2 separate regions of the Homo sapiens genome follow, and region 1 is linked to region 2. The links are chromatin contacts, found by Hi-C or POLR2A ChIA-PET in ENCODE. All regions are on one chromosome and are shown on one strand. Each heading gives the region's core, a stretch centred on a gene start or an enhancer-like site at or near the end of the contact. The rest is flanking DNA. Distances are from core to core; before and after follow the strand shown.

The links. Hi-C counts contacts between places; a loop is a spot of excess contacts on that map. ChIA-PET counts read pairs that join two places held with the same protein, here RNA polymerase II (POLR2A).
Region 1: a map of posterior vena cava shows a loop between it and region 2 (19-fold over the local background). The contact joins the promoter of GK2 here to the promoter of NAA11 in region 2. A Hi-C loop is called at or near these places in 1 of 168 maps with a recorded cell type or tissue (posterior vena cava). POLR2A ChIA-PET finds 5 or more read pairs at or near these places in 2 of 52 experiments (GM12878 and activated T-cell).

The regions. Positions count from the first base shown.
Region 1 is chr4:79,404,813-79,411,090 of GRCh38, reverse strand. It overlaps GK2 (glycerol kinase 2), which reads left to right and starts at 2,863. Exons shown (of 1, transcript NM_033214.3): 1 at 2,863-4,730. The coding sequence starts at 2,891. The coding sequence ends at 4,552.
Region 2 is chr4:79,321,088-79,327,626 of GRCh38, reverse strand. It overlaps NAA11 (N-alpha-acetyltransferase 11, NatA catalytic subunit), which reads left to right and starts at 1,566. Exons shown (of 2, transcript NM_032693.3): 1 at 1,566-2,451. The coding sequence starts at 1,750. The coding sequence ends at 2,439.

The DNA.
Region 1 (6,278 bases), core at 1,614-4,113, 82 kb before region 2:
GAAGTGCTTAAATCCTACATTAGAATATAAAGAAGCTATTATAGACAACAAAAATTTTAGTTGGTTTTGTTTTGTTTTGTTTTTGAAATAAAGAAGATAGTGGACTTCATTTAAGCTCCTTAGTTTTCGTTTGCTTGTTTTAAATACTGTTTATCAGCTTTGGTTAAACCCATCAGTAGTTTGCAATTACTCTAAGGAAGTTATTGCAATTTGGTAAACTTTCTAAACTATATTGGGACACTTATTATCTGATTATTTAGTGGCTACAATTTATTATCAGTGAAACTACTATGTAAGCCAGTTCTTTATAAGCAGAACTGACGATTTTATAAATAAGGTATTTGTATTAAAGACAAAATACTTAAAGTATTCCCAGACTCAAAACCTAATGGAATTAGGAACATTTGTTTGTAAATATTGGTGTGAACGGAGAGAGGGAATGTAGAAAAGAAGCTCTGGGTCAAATCTTTTTATTGCGTACATTAATCTATACACACAATGTTTACTCTTGCCAAATACCTGGAGAGAAAAAAGTTAAAACAATGTAAATATAAATTTGTTCCATGAAAATGCAGACATGTTATGGTTAACTGGAATACGGGTAAATGTTGCCTCTACAATTTTGCTTGGAAAAGCTTTGATAGAATTTTAGAAACAAAGACACAACCAGGAAAATCTGATCCAGTTTTTAATAATTTCTATACCTTACTTCGCAAATTAAGTCTCAATGTTCTTTCTTTCTCAGACTTCATAGTATTTCCTGAAGGGTTTTTGCTTAAATAAAAAATACGACCCAGATAAAATAGTGAAATAACAATATCACAGTTAATTTTTATGTTATTTTCTATCTTGTTCTATTTGGTTTTACTAAACACAAATGGGCCTTATCCTTGAGCTAATTCAGAAATGTAGCCTATGCCCTAATACAAAAAATTGCCATTCATTGACTGCATATTCAATATATTTTAATTAATGATTAAATAAGTCTTTATTCACCGACTCTATAGTTAATCTGAAAATTTAAGTTTCCATTTAGTGGAATTCCACTCTGGCCAAGATGTAGTAAAAAGGATTGGAGTTACCTTTTCATCTAAAACAATCAAAAATGGAAAAAATAGATGAAATAGTTCACATAATGTGCAAAATATAAAACAACAGTTCACAAAATGCTGGATATCACGGAATGAAAGGCAGTAATTTCTAAGAGATTAAAAACAAGTGACATGACTACTATGATTTCCCCAGCTTAGTTTCTTGAGAGAGTTTTGAAGCAACAGCACAGACAGGGAACCCAATTGAAACTCAGTGGAAACCTATGGCAAGGAGATTAGGCTGAGAGCCTAGAGAAACCAAAGAAGCTAGACTCTGCCAGGCATAGCACTGGAGAAAAAAGAGTTGCATAGAGAGAGAACTCCAGAGAGCTTTAGAGGGTCCCCCAGTGAGTATTCAGTTGGGTATTGATCAGTGCATGTATAGGAGAAAACTACTGAGGCTAACGAAAGATGCACCTGGAAAGACTAGAGATAACAGTATCCAGTGGTCACTCAGGGCTGGGAGGAATTACTGTTCCAAACAGCCTCATTTGTCAGGGGTGTTGGGTAGAGTACATAGAAAGATCTCTTCACAGTAAAGAGGAAGAATTAGCCCCAGACTGAGTACTATCCTTGTGCCATCTAAGAAATCTTAAAAGCAGACGCAAAAGAATTGAACTGTTTCCAAGTAATTTATCTGCATCCCAAAACAAAACTCAAGACCATTTATAGGGATACAAAAATATCAAGCACCCAGTCAGGTAAAAGTCACAATGTTTGGCATCTAATTAAAACTTATCAGGCATGCAAAGAAACAGGAAATACAAGCCATAATGAGGAGATAAGCAATCAATCAAAACCGAACCAGAACTGACACAGAGGTTAGAATTGCAGAAAATGAAATTAAAAGTTATTCTAACTGTATTCCATGTGTTCAGAAAGTTAAGTAGATATTAAAAAACCCAAATTGAGCTTCTAGGGATGAACACTACAATATGTGAGGTGAAAAATGTACTGGATGAATTAATAGCAGAGCAGACATTGGAGAAGAAAAGATTAGTGAACTTGAAGAGAGAGCAACAGAAACTATCTGAAATCAAGGACAAGGAGAAAAGGTAATTATAATGAGTAGGGCATCAATGGAGTCCCTAAGGGATAGAAGAGACAGAATAAAACACATTTGAAGAAATAATGGGCCCAAAGCTTTTCAAAGTCGATGAAACCTGTAAACCTACAGATTCAAGTAGCTCAGTAAACCCCAAGCAAAGAAAATAAGAAAACTATTCCAAGACACTTCATGATAAAACTGGGCAAAACCACTGATAAAGAGCAAAACCCTAAAGATAGAGAAAAATAGACATGTTAAAAATAATAGCAAAGTTCCACCTGAAACAGCAAGAGAGACGATGGTAGAGCAACAGCTCCAAGGTCCTGAAACTTAAAAAGAAAAAATATGTCAAATAGAATTCTATACCCCGAGAAAATACCTTTGAATATTACTATGAAATATATTTCAGATGTTCAAATTTGGAAGAATTCATCTCCAGCAGACCTGCACTATTAAGAAGGAAAATGATAACGTAGAGATATAGATCCACACAAAAGAGTGAACGCCGGTAACTGTAATTACATGGATAAATATATGATTTAAAAAAAAAAATTAAATCTTAGAAGACAACTGAGTGGCTGGAGGTGAAGCCTGGGCTGGAGGGGTGGGGTGAGAAGGCGCCGCGCCAGTTAAAGGGCAAAGGTTGCCTTGCGCCTGCGCCTTGTGCTCCTGACTGGCTGCGCTCCCTGCCCCCAACACCGCCGTGGCCTGGGAAACGGTCCCAGAGCTGCTGAGCCGACCTACTGGTGTCATGGCAGCCCCAAAGACAGCAGCTGTGGGGCCGTTGGTGGGAGCGGTGGTCCAGGGCACCAACTCCACTCGCTTTCTGGTTTTCAATTCAAAAACAGCGGAACTACTTAGTCATCACAAAGTGGAATTAACACAAGAGTTCCCAAAAGAAGGATGGGTGGAACAAGACCCTAAAGAAATTCTTCAGTCTGTCTACGAGTGTATAGCGAGAACGTGTGAGAAACTTGACGAACTGAATATTGATATATCCAACATAAAAGCTGTTGGTGTCAGCAATCAGAGGGAAACCACTGTAATCTGGGACAAGTTAACAGGAGAGCCTCTCTACAATGCTGTGGTGTGGCTTGATCTAAGAACCCAGACTACTGTTGAGGATCTTAGTAAAAAAATTCCAGGAAATAGTAACTTCGTCAAGTCTAAGACAGGCCTTCCACTCAGCACTTACTTCAGTGCAGTAAAACTTCGTTGGATGCTTGACAATGTGAGAAACGTCCAAAAGGCTGTTGAAGAAGGTAGAGCTCTTTTTGGTACCATTGATTCATGGCTTATCTGGAGTTTGACAGGAGGAGTTAATGGAGGCGTGCATTGTACAGATGTAACAAATGCAAGTAGGACAATGCTTTTTAATATCCATTCTTTGGAATGGGATAAAGAGCTCTGTGACTTTTTTGAAATTCCAATGGACCTTCTTCCAAATGTCTTCAGTTCTTCTGAGATCTATGGCCTAATTAAAACTGGAGCCCTGGAAGGTGTGCCAATATCTGGGTGTTTGGGGGACCAATGTGCTGCATTAGTAGGACAAATGTGCTTCCAGGAGGGACAAGCCAAAAACACCTATGGAACAGGTTGCTTCTTACTGTGTAATACGGGTCGTAAATGTGTGTTTTCTGAACATGGCCTTTTGACCACAGTAGCTTACAAACTAGGCAGAGAGAAGCCAGCATATTATGCACTGGAAGGTTCTGTTGCTATAGCAGGTGCTGTTATTCGTTGGCTAAGAGACAATCTTGGAATTATAGAGACCTCAGGAGACATTGAAAGACTTGCTAAAGAAGTAGGAACTTCTTATGGCTGTTACTTTGTCCCAGCCTTTTCAGGGTTATATGCACCTTATTGGGAGCCCAGTGCAAGAGGGATACTCTGTGGCCTCACTCAGTTTACCAATAAATGTCATATTGCTTTTGCTGCATTAGAAGCTGTTTGTTTCCAAACCCGAGAGATTTTGGAAGCCATGAACCGTGACTGTGGAATTCCACTTCGTCATTTGCAGGTAGATGGAGGAATGACCAACAACAAAGTTCTTATGCAGCTACAAGCAGATATTCTTCATATTCCAGTAATAAAACCCTTTATGCCTGAAACAACTGCACTAGGAGCTGCCATGGCAGCAGGGGCTGCAGAGGGAGTAAGCGTTTGGAGCCTTGAACCCCAGGCTTTGTCAGTTCTCAGGATGGAACGATTTGAACCACAGATCCAGGCCACAGAAAGTGAAATTCGTTATGCCACATGGAAGAAAGCCGTAATGAAGTCAATGGGTTGGGTTACCAGTCAGTCTCCTGAAGGTGGTGATCCTTCTATCTTCTCTAGTCTGCCTTTGGGATTTTTTATAGTGAGTAGCATGGTAATGCTAATTGGAGCAAGATATATCTCGGGTGTGCCATAATAATACCAGCTATGGAGTCCCAAGATGTAAACATTTTACATAATGAAAGCATATAGCAGTTCTGCCTCTTAATATAATGACACTATTATAGACTCTGATTTTGTTTATAAACCACTTGCTACATGACCCATGAAAACCCTAGACTTGTGACCTGAAATAAAGAAAATACGTTAGAAGAGCACTGTAGAAATATTGGGTGTGTTTTTTTTAACATCGACAGGGTTGGGCCAGCCATCTTGAAGGCTGGCCCCCTCCATTGCCATAACATTCTGCCCCATTCTTTCTAAAACATAGGCTATTCAGATTCTATTCATGGAATCTTTTTATCAACTATCCTCTAACACTTATGGACCCAGATTTGGTTCTTTGTGTTACACACACTTGATTAAGAGGTGTAATTAATCTGCTAAAATTAAGGGACTTTTTGTCATTGTTATTCTTGTTTTTAATAGGCTACAAGTCCTCCTTTCTACATATTAGAGAGACTACATCTTAACTGAATGTTTAATGGAAATATTTGCTAAATTCTTACAATAGAAATTTAGTATTCTCATAGCTTAGATATTTTCCTGAAAAATATTTGCCAAATTGAAATTTATTAGACAATTTACATGGTCTCATTAATTACTATTTTACTGAATTATTGTGTGAATCCTAGAGGGACAGGGACACTATTTCCCTTTTTTATATCATGTCTATATCATATAGAGTAGCTCATTTATAAGTTGAAAGTACATTGTAGTCAGTAGATTATAACATGGATGGTCCTAAATACTTTAAGGTAAACAGCTATATACATTTTGGGGAATGTGTATACATATTATTTATCAGGAGAAACCTACAAAGGCAGTATTTAAAAGTTAAATATGTTTTATGCTGCTACAAAAAGTATATTATGATTGCACCAAATTTCTTATAACTTACTCTTTTATTTAATATATTAGCTGGATATATGCTGGGAAAAAACACTGGAATATTTCAGAAAATATTGCTTTCAAGTAGGAAAAAACAAATGACTGTTCAAACAAAAATAATAATATAGTATGAAATGCAAGCATGTCTAAAAGAAAACAATAGCAAAGAAGAGGATAAATGAAGGTGTAGTAGTTTGAGACTCATATACTGTGTGGAAAATGATGTATCACTTGAAGTTATAGTGATAATGAAAGATATATACTATAAATCCTGAAATAACAAAATGTTATATTAAAAATATGCACTAGAACTACTAAAATATTCAATTCTAAAGAAGATACAAAACAGATGAGGAACAAAGAAAAGGTAGGAAAATATATTTAACCCTAACCATACCAACAAGCACATTAAATGTAAATGATTTGATTACCCCAATTAAAAAGGAAACTTGTCAGATTTAAAAAATAAAACCAAAATATACACTGCCTCCAAGAAACATACTTTACACATAAGAAAAAAAGGTCAAAAGTAAAATGATAGAAAATGGATATACCAAGTTAATAATAATAAAAAAGAAATATCAGAAAGTAAATTTCAAAACAAAGAATATTAAAAGTGATAAGATCATTTGCAATGATAATGGGGTAAATTCAAGAGGACATAACAATTCTAAATATTTATGCACCTCATGATGGAGCTTCAAAATACATAAAATCTTATAGAACTGAAAGGAAAAATAAAAAGTTGTGCAATAACAGGAAGATATTTCAATACCTCTTCCTCAATATTTGATAGAAAAAGTAGTTAAGTT
Region 2 (6,539 bases), core at 317-2,816:
TTGCTTTATCGAGATGGCATATGATTATTTACTTATTCTTCTTCTTGTTCTGTCACCCAGGCTGGGGTGCAGTCATGCAATCATAGTTCACTACAGCCTTAAACTCCTGGCCTCAAGTGATCCTCCTGCCTCAGCCTCCCAAGTAGCTGAGACTACAGGCATGAATAACCACACCCAGCTAAGATGACATTAAAATTTTTAAATGCATCTACAAATAAAACTTAGGATTTATGACAAAGGTAACAATGCAGTAATATGAAGAAAGGATAATAATCTTTTTTCACAAAATGGTGTAAATGGTGCTATATGAATTGTACATCCACACAGGAAAAGAATATTGGGTCCACTGATACCTTACAGCATACACAAAACTAAATTTCAGTCAATTGCAGATCTAAATATAAAATGTAAAACTAACAATCTTAGAAGAAAATATAAAAGAATGCCTTCAGTCACCATGGAGTATGCAACGATTTATTAAACAGAACACAAAAAGCATTAACCACCAAATTTTAAAACTGGAAAAATTGAACTATATTAAAATTCATGCTTGGTGTCAAAAATCACCATTAAGAAAGGGAAATATCAATCAATAGACAAGAATGATATTCATTACAAATATATCTGACAAAGGACTTATACCCAGAATATATTTTTGATAAAACTCAAAAATTAATGTGAAAAAGACACACAAGTAGAAAAATGAGCAAAAAAATCTGAGCAGCCATTTACAAAAGAGAACACAGTATGGCTAATAAGCATATAAAGTGCTCAACTTTACTACTCATCAGTGCAATGCAAATACAACCACAGTGTAATACTTCTACCCCTACAAAAGAATGGCTAAAATAAAAACAATGGGGAAATAGCAAATGCTGTTGAGAAGGTGGAGCAACCACTCTGAAAAAGTGGCAGTATTTATAAAAGTTGAACATCATTATATTCAATGACCCAATAATTCTAATCCTAGATAAATATGCATTTGTTCCAACTAAAGACAAGTCTAGAATGTTCAGCTACCCTAGGGGTACTATTCCCAAACTGAAAATGACAAAATGGCCAGTAACAGTAGAATTGATAAAAAAAATTGTGACATATTTAGGCAATAGAATATCAAACAAGGAAGAATATAAAGAACCCTCAGCTATACACGAGGTGGCTGAAACTTACAAAGAGTGACTGAAAAAACCTGACACAAAAATAATGCATGCACTATGATTCCATTTATATAAAGTCTGTCGGAAGTCTAGGTAATCGTTATTCTTGGGATGTTGGAAGCAGGTACTGGAAGGGGACAGGAGGGGGGGTTCTGGGATACAATGTTCTTTATTTTCTCTAAGTTCCTGTTATATGGGTTTCTCCAGTTTGTGAAAATTTATTCAGATGTACCCAAATCAAAAAGTTAAAACTGAAACAAAAATAATAATTGCAATGGATCGCGTTATTTAAAACAAAGGCGACCACAATGAACTCCTCTCTCCCCACCCCCTAACCCCTGCGCACGCACACGCACAATGAAGCGAAACCTCATTGGCTGGGATCAGTGACGCACTTCTGAAAGCCGCAGTTTGGCACCATCTTTTCCATCTCCTGCTCCTTCCGCCTTCCCGCCATCCGCCCTCCACACGATTCAGCCCGGTGGTGTTAGCCCCCTGGACTCGATTCCTGAGGCAAACAGTGCCCCTTAAGGTCGGCGACAGCCTCTTCTGGGTTCACTGCAGTCCAACCGGTTCCCTACCCTCTGCCATTATGAACATCCGCAACGCTCAGCCAGACGACCTGATGAATATGCAACACTGCAACCTCCTTTGCCTTCCTGAGAACTACCAGATGAAATACTATTTATATCATGGCCTTTCCTGGCCCCAGCTTTCTTACATCGCTGAGGATGAGGACGGGAAGATTGTGGGCTATGTTCTGGCCAAAATGGAGGAGGAACCAGATGATGTCCCGCATGGCCATATCACCTCACTGGCCGTGAAGCGTTCACACCGGCGCCTCGGCCTGGCCCAGAAGCTGATGGACCAGGCCTCCAGGGCCATGATAGAGAACTTTAACGCCAAATACGTGTCTCTGCACGTCAGGAAGAGTAACCGGCCAGCCTTGCACCTTTATTCTAACACCCTCAACTTTCAGATTAGTGAGGTGGAACCTAAATACTATGCAGATGGGGAAGATGCTTATGCTATGAAGCGGGATCTCTCGCAGATGGCAGATGAGCTGAGACGACAAATGGACCTGAAGAAGGGCGGGTATGTGGTCCTGGGCTCCAGGGAGAACCAGGAGACCCAGGGCAGCACACTTTCTGATTCTGAAGAGGCCTGTCAGCAAAAGAACCCGGCTACCGAAGAAAGTGGCAGTGACAGCAAAGAACCTAAGGAGTCTGTGGAGAGCACCAACGTCCAGGACAGCTCAGAAAGCTCGGATTCCACCTCCTAGAGCATGCTTAAGGTATTCTGTCTTCCCTGACCCAGTACCCCCTTCTCCTAAATCCCTGCATCCTGCCTTGGCCTGCCCAATTCCATCCTGTCTTACCCCATTCTGGCCCTGCGAGATTTTACGGTAAAAACCACCTGGTGACCTTAGGGAGAAGTTAGAGTGAGTTGAGGGAGACTCATTACACGCTATTGGAAGTTAAATAGGATACCAGCTCATGCTGAAAGTAGATTAATTTCAATGAAGAAACAAGCATTTATCCTGCTTTTTGGGCATGAGTTGTATTTCAGGGTAACCACGTAGTTGATGAAAGGCATTTTTTTCTTTATGGAATTCCAGTTAGTAATAATGATAGAAATATAAAATCATCATTTTCCAACTCTTGATGAAATAATGGACCCAGCCAAGAGTCATCAATGGCTAATAGCATTAGGTAAAAGTTGGAGCACTTTGTAATGATGGATCAGACTGACAACACTTGAAGTCAGTGTAGTCAGTCTTCACTAAACGTGGAGACAAATATGTGTCTCCTTATGCAACAGGAAGTGCACAGTACTACCTATGAAATATTCTTTCCAAAAGAAAATTATGAGATCTGACTACCATTTTACAGAAAATAGAGGGACTTGTTAAACTATACCATGATGCAAACAGCCAAATCCAGAATGAGAGGTTTTTACAAAACAAATGACCTGGTTTCTTCAACAAATAAATGGCACACACACAAAAAAAGATGAAGCATTTTCTGTTAAACTTTACAGATACATTAAACTCAACTGCTATGGACATTGTTTGGATACTGATTCAAACAAACCATGTATAAGACATTTTTGAGATAATCAGGCAAAATTTGAACGGGGACTATATTAAGGAATTACTAATAATTTTATTAGAGGAGCTAAATGGTATTGTATTATGTTTAGAAAGTCCTTATCTGTTAAAGATACATACAGAAATAATTATAGCTGAAATAATAGGATGCCTAGGATTTCCTTTAAAATAATCCAGCAAAAAAAGAAGAAAAAGATTGAAAGAGGGAAAATGAAATAAGAATGGCAATGATAATTGTTGGGTTGGGAAATGGGTACTTAGGGGGTTCCTTATGCCATTTACTCTTTCGAATGTGTGAAAATTAGCATGAAAAGTTAAAGAGCCAAAACAATTACTGTACTTTTTTTTTTTTTTTTTGAGACAGAGTCTCGTTCTGTCGCCCAGGCTGGAGTGCAGTGGCGCGATCTCGGCTCACTGCAACCTCCACGTCCTGGGTTCAAGCTATTCTCCTGCCTCAGCCTCCCAAGTAACTGGGACTACAGGCGCCCGCCACCTCGCCTGGCTAATTTTTGTATTTTTGTATCTTTTTTTCTTTTTTTGAGATGGAGTCTAGCTCTGTCGCCGAGGCTGGAGTGCCGTGGCACTGTCTTGGCTCACTGCAAGCTCCGCCTCCCGGGTTCACGCCATTCCGCTGCCTCAGCCTCCCGAGTAGCTGGGACTACAGGCGCCTGCCACCACGCCTGGCTAATTTTTTTGTATTTTTAGTAGAGACGGGGTTTCACTGTGTTAGCCAGGATGGTCTTGATCTCCTGACCTCGTGATGCGTCCGCCTCGGCCTCCCAAAGTGCTGGGGTTACAGGCATGAGCCACCGTGCCCGGCCTAATTTTTGTATTTTTAGTAGAGACAGAGTTTCAGCATATTGGCCAGGCTGGTCTCGAACTCCTGACCTTGTGATCTGCCTGCCTCAGCCCCCCAAAGTGCTGCGATTACAGGCGTGAGCCACCGCGCCCAGCTCTTGTACTTCTTAATACACACTTATGCTAATACTAAGAAACCACTGAAACTAAGTTTTAAAGGATTGGTATGTTAGAAACAACTTAATTGTAATAATATACCACAGTATTTCTTCCATCAAAGGACTTTGTATCGCCTTAGGAATTTCAAGGGTCGGTGAGCTACTGGCAGTTTACAGGCTTTAACATCTTAATCTAGTCACCTTACCCTTACATGTATGAAAGGCAGCAACTTCTCATGGCAAAGTCTAGTCATAAATAGTGTATTCTGTATATAATTTCAGTAAGTGCTATTTGATTAGTCTACTCATTCATAAAAATATTTGTCAGGCATTAGGCTTGGAGCTGAGTATACAGCAGTGATCAAGACAGACTGATGTTTATATTATATAGCATTTAAGAATAAATGGACTTTTTTTTTGCATTTTAATGCCAAAACCGAAGCTATAACACACTAATCCCATTTTATTTTCATTCAGTTACAGTTCAGTATGTTATAAAAATTTAGATACAGTAAGTCTTTGGTGGTTAGAAAGAATCTGTCCTCAGAGGAGATTTTGCATCTGACTTTTAATAACCTGAAAGTTTCACAGTGACTGATTCATTTTTTCTAAAAAATAAAGCCGGCAGAACAGTCTAAAAGCAAAGATGAAATTAAAACTTGATGCCTTGAGAAAGCGTTGTCAAATTTACACCTGTCTTGAAAACCCTGGAGGGCTCTCTCAAGACTCTTTGAATGCACAAACCTTTTAAAAAAAATTTCAACTTTCAAATTCCTTCGTAGAAGGACTTACACAGTATTGATCTCATCTTTGTAGTTATTTGCTTCTCTTCATTGTTAAACTCTAGCTGAGAACAGAGCTAATCAGAGGTTGTTTTAAAACCATATATATATATATACACACACACACACACACACCTATAAAACTGATGAATTCAAAAGCACTTAATATCTGCTATGAGAAACAAAATAACTGCCACTGTAGTAAAAGAAGAGAGAAATAATAAATAAGAAAATTCATTGTTGTGTCACAGTTATAAATTTCAGCATACAAATTCAAGAATAATTGAACTGTTTCTTTATGATACCGTAATTGAACTTTATTTCTAAGTTGAAGGAAATGTTTCCTAGACTGAGCTTCACCGTCTTTCTGAGTTGTTATCTGCTGAGACATATTCAATGGCCCCATCCAATCTTTGATCCTCAGGATTCACTTCTGGGTCTTTTCCAACCGGAGGTCTCTTACCATTTTGGTAGCAAGGGTATATGAGTATTAGTCTGCACAGGCTAACTGCTCTAAAAATTAACTTCCAAATCTCAGTAACTTAACCCAATAAAATCTTATTTCTCACATCATAGTACAATGTGGGTCATCAGTGTGGTGGTGATGTGGAGTAGAGGGGAAAAGATGGACCCTACTCCATGGTATCATTCAGGGATCATTTAGACAGGGATTCTTAATTTTCTGTAGCTCCCTTTGGCAATCTGGTGAAGCAGAAAAATTTTTAAAAGATGTAAAAATTATACCAGATTACAAAGGAAAACAATTTCATTGATATAGTTATCAAACTATTTTAAAAATACTTTTGTTGTAATATATGTGCTTTGTGTTAGCATATTGAATAGCCTAATAATTACTATTATTTCAAAGTAAATTTTAGTATAAATGATATTTAAGATACCTTAAGTATCTATAATGTGATATGAAAATACCTATGAGTTTTATTGGTGACAAAGTCTCAAGTATTGCTAATACTACTGTGCATTGATTCCTATGTTCATAATTTAAAGAATTGCCAGATTTCAGTTAGAGGTTGATGAAAATACAGAATTGTTTTTGTTCCAAATCCAAGGTCATGGTTCTCCTACATCTTATTAAATAGATCCCAGGTTAAGAACTCCTAATTCAATGACTCTTGTCATTTTCTAGGATCATAAGACCTTCAACTGGTTCATATACATTCAACTAGCAGATGAGAGAAAAGAATGTATATAGTGGTTAATAAAGGTTTTAAAAGTCAAGTCTTACCCAACTAACTGCAGGGGAGGCTATGATATTTAGTTTAGCTTTGTGCTCAGGAAAGAAAGGAAGGAGTTCAGCAACAACACAGCATAGTTTCTGCCACAATAGGAAACATCCTAGTGGTGCTCTGGACTTTGAGAAGTTTTGCTTCCATGCCCAGTTAGAAGCAATGGGATCATACAGCTGCTCTCACTCCATGGCATGGCCCAGGGAACTCTGTTAGGCTGTCTGAGGTTGTCTACATAAACACCTGACATATATTTATTCTGCTGCTTCACAAACTTGGGCGTGGAA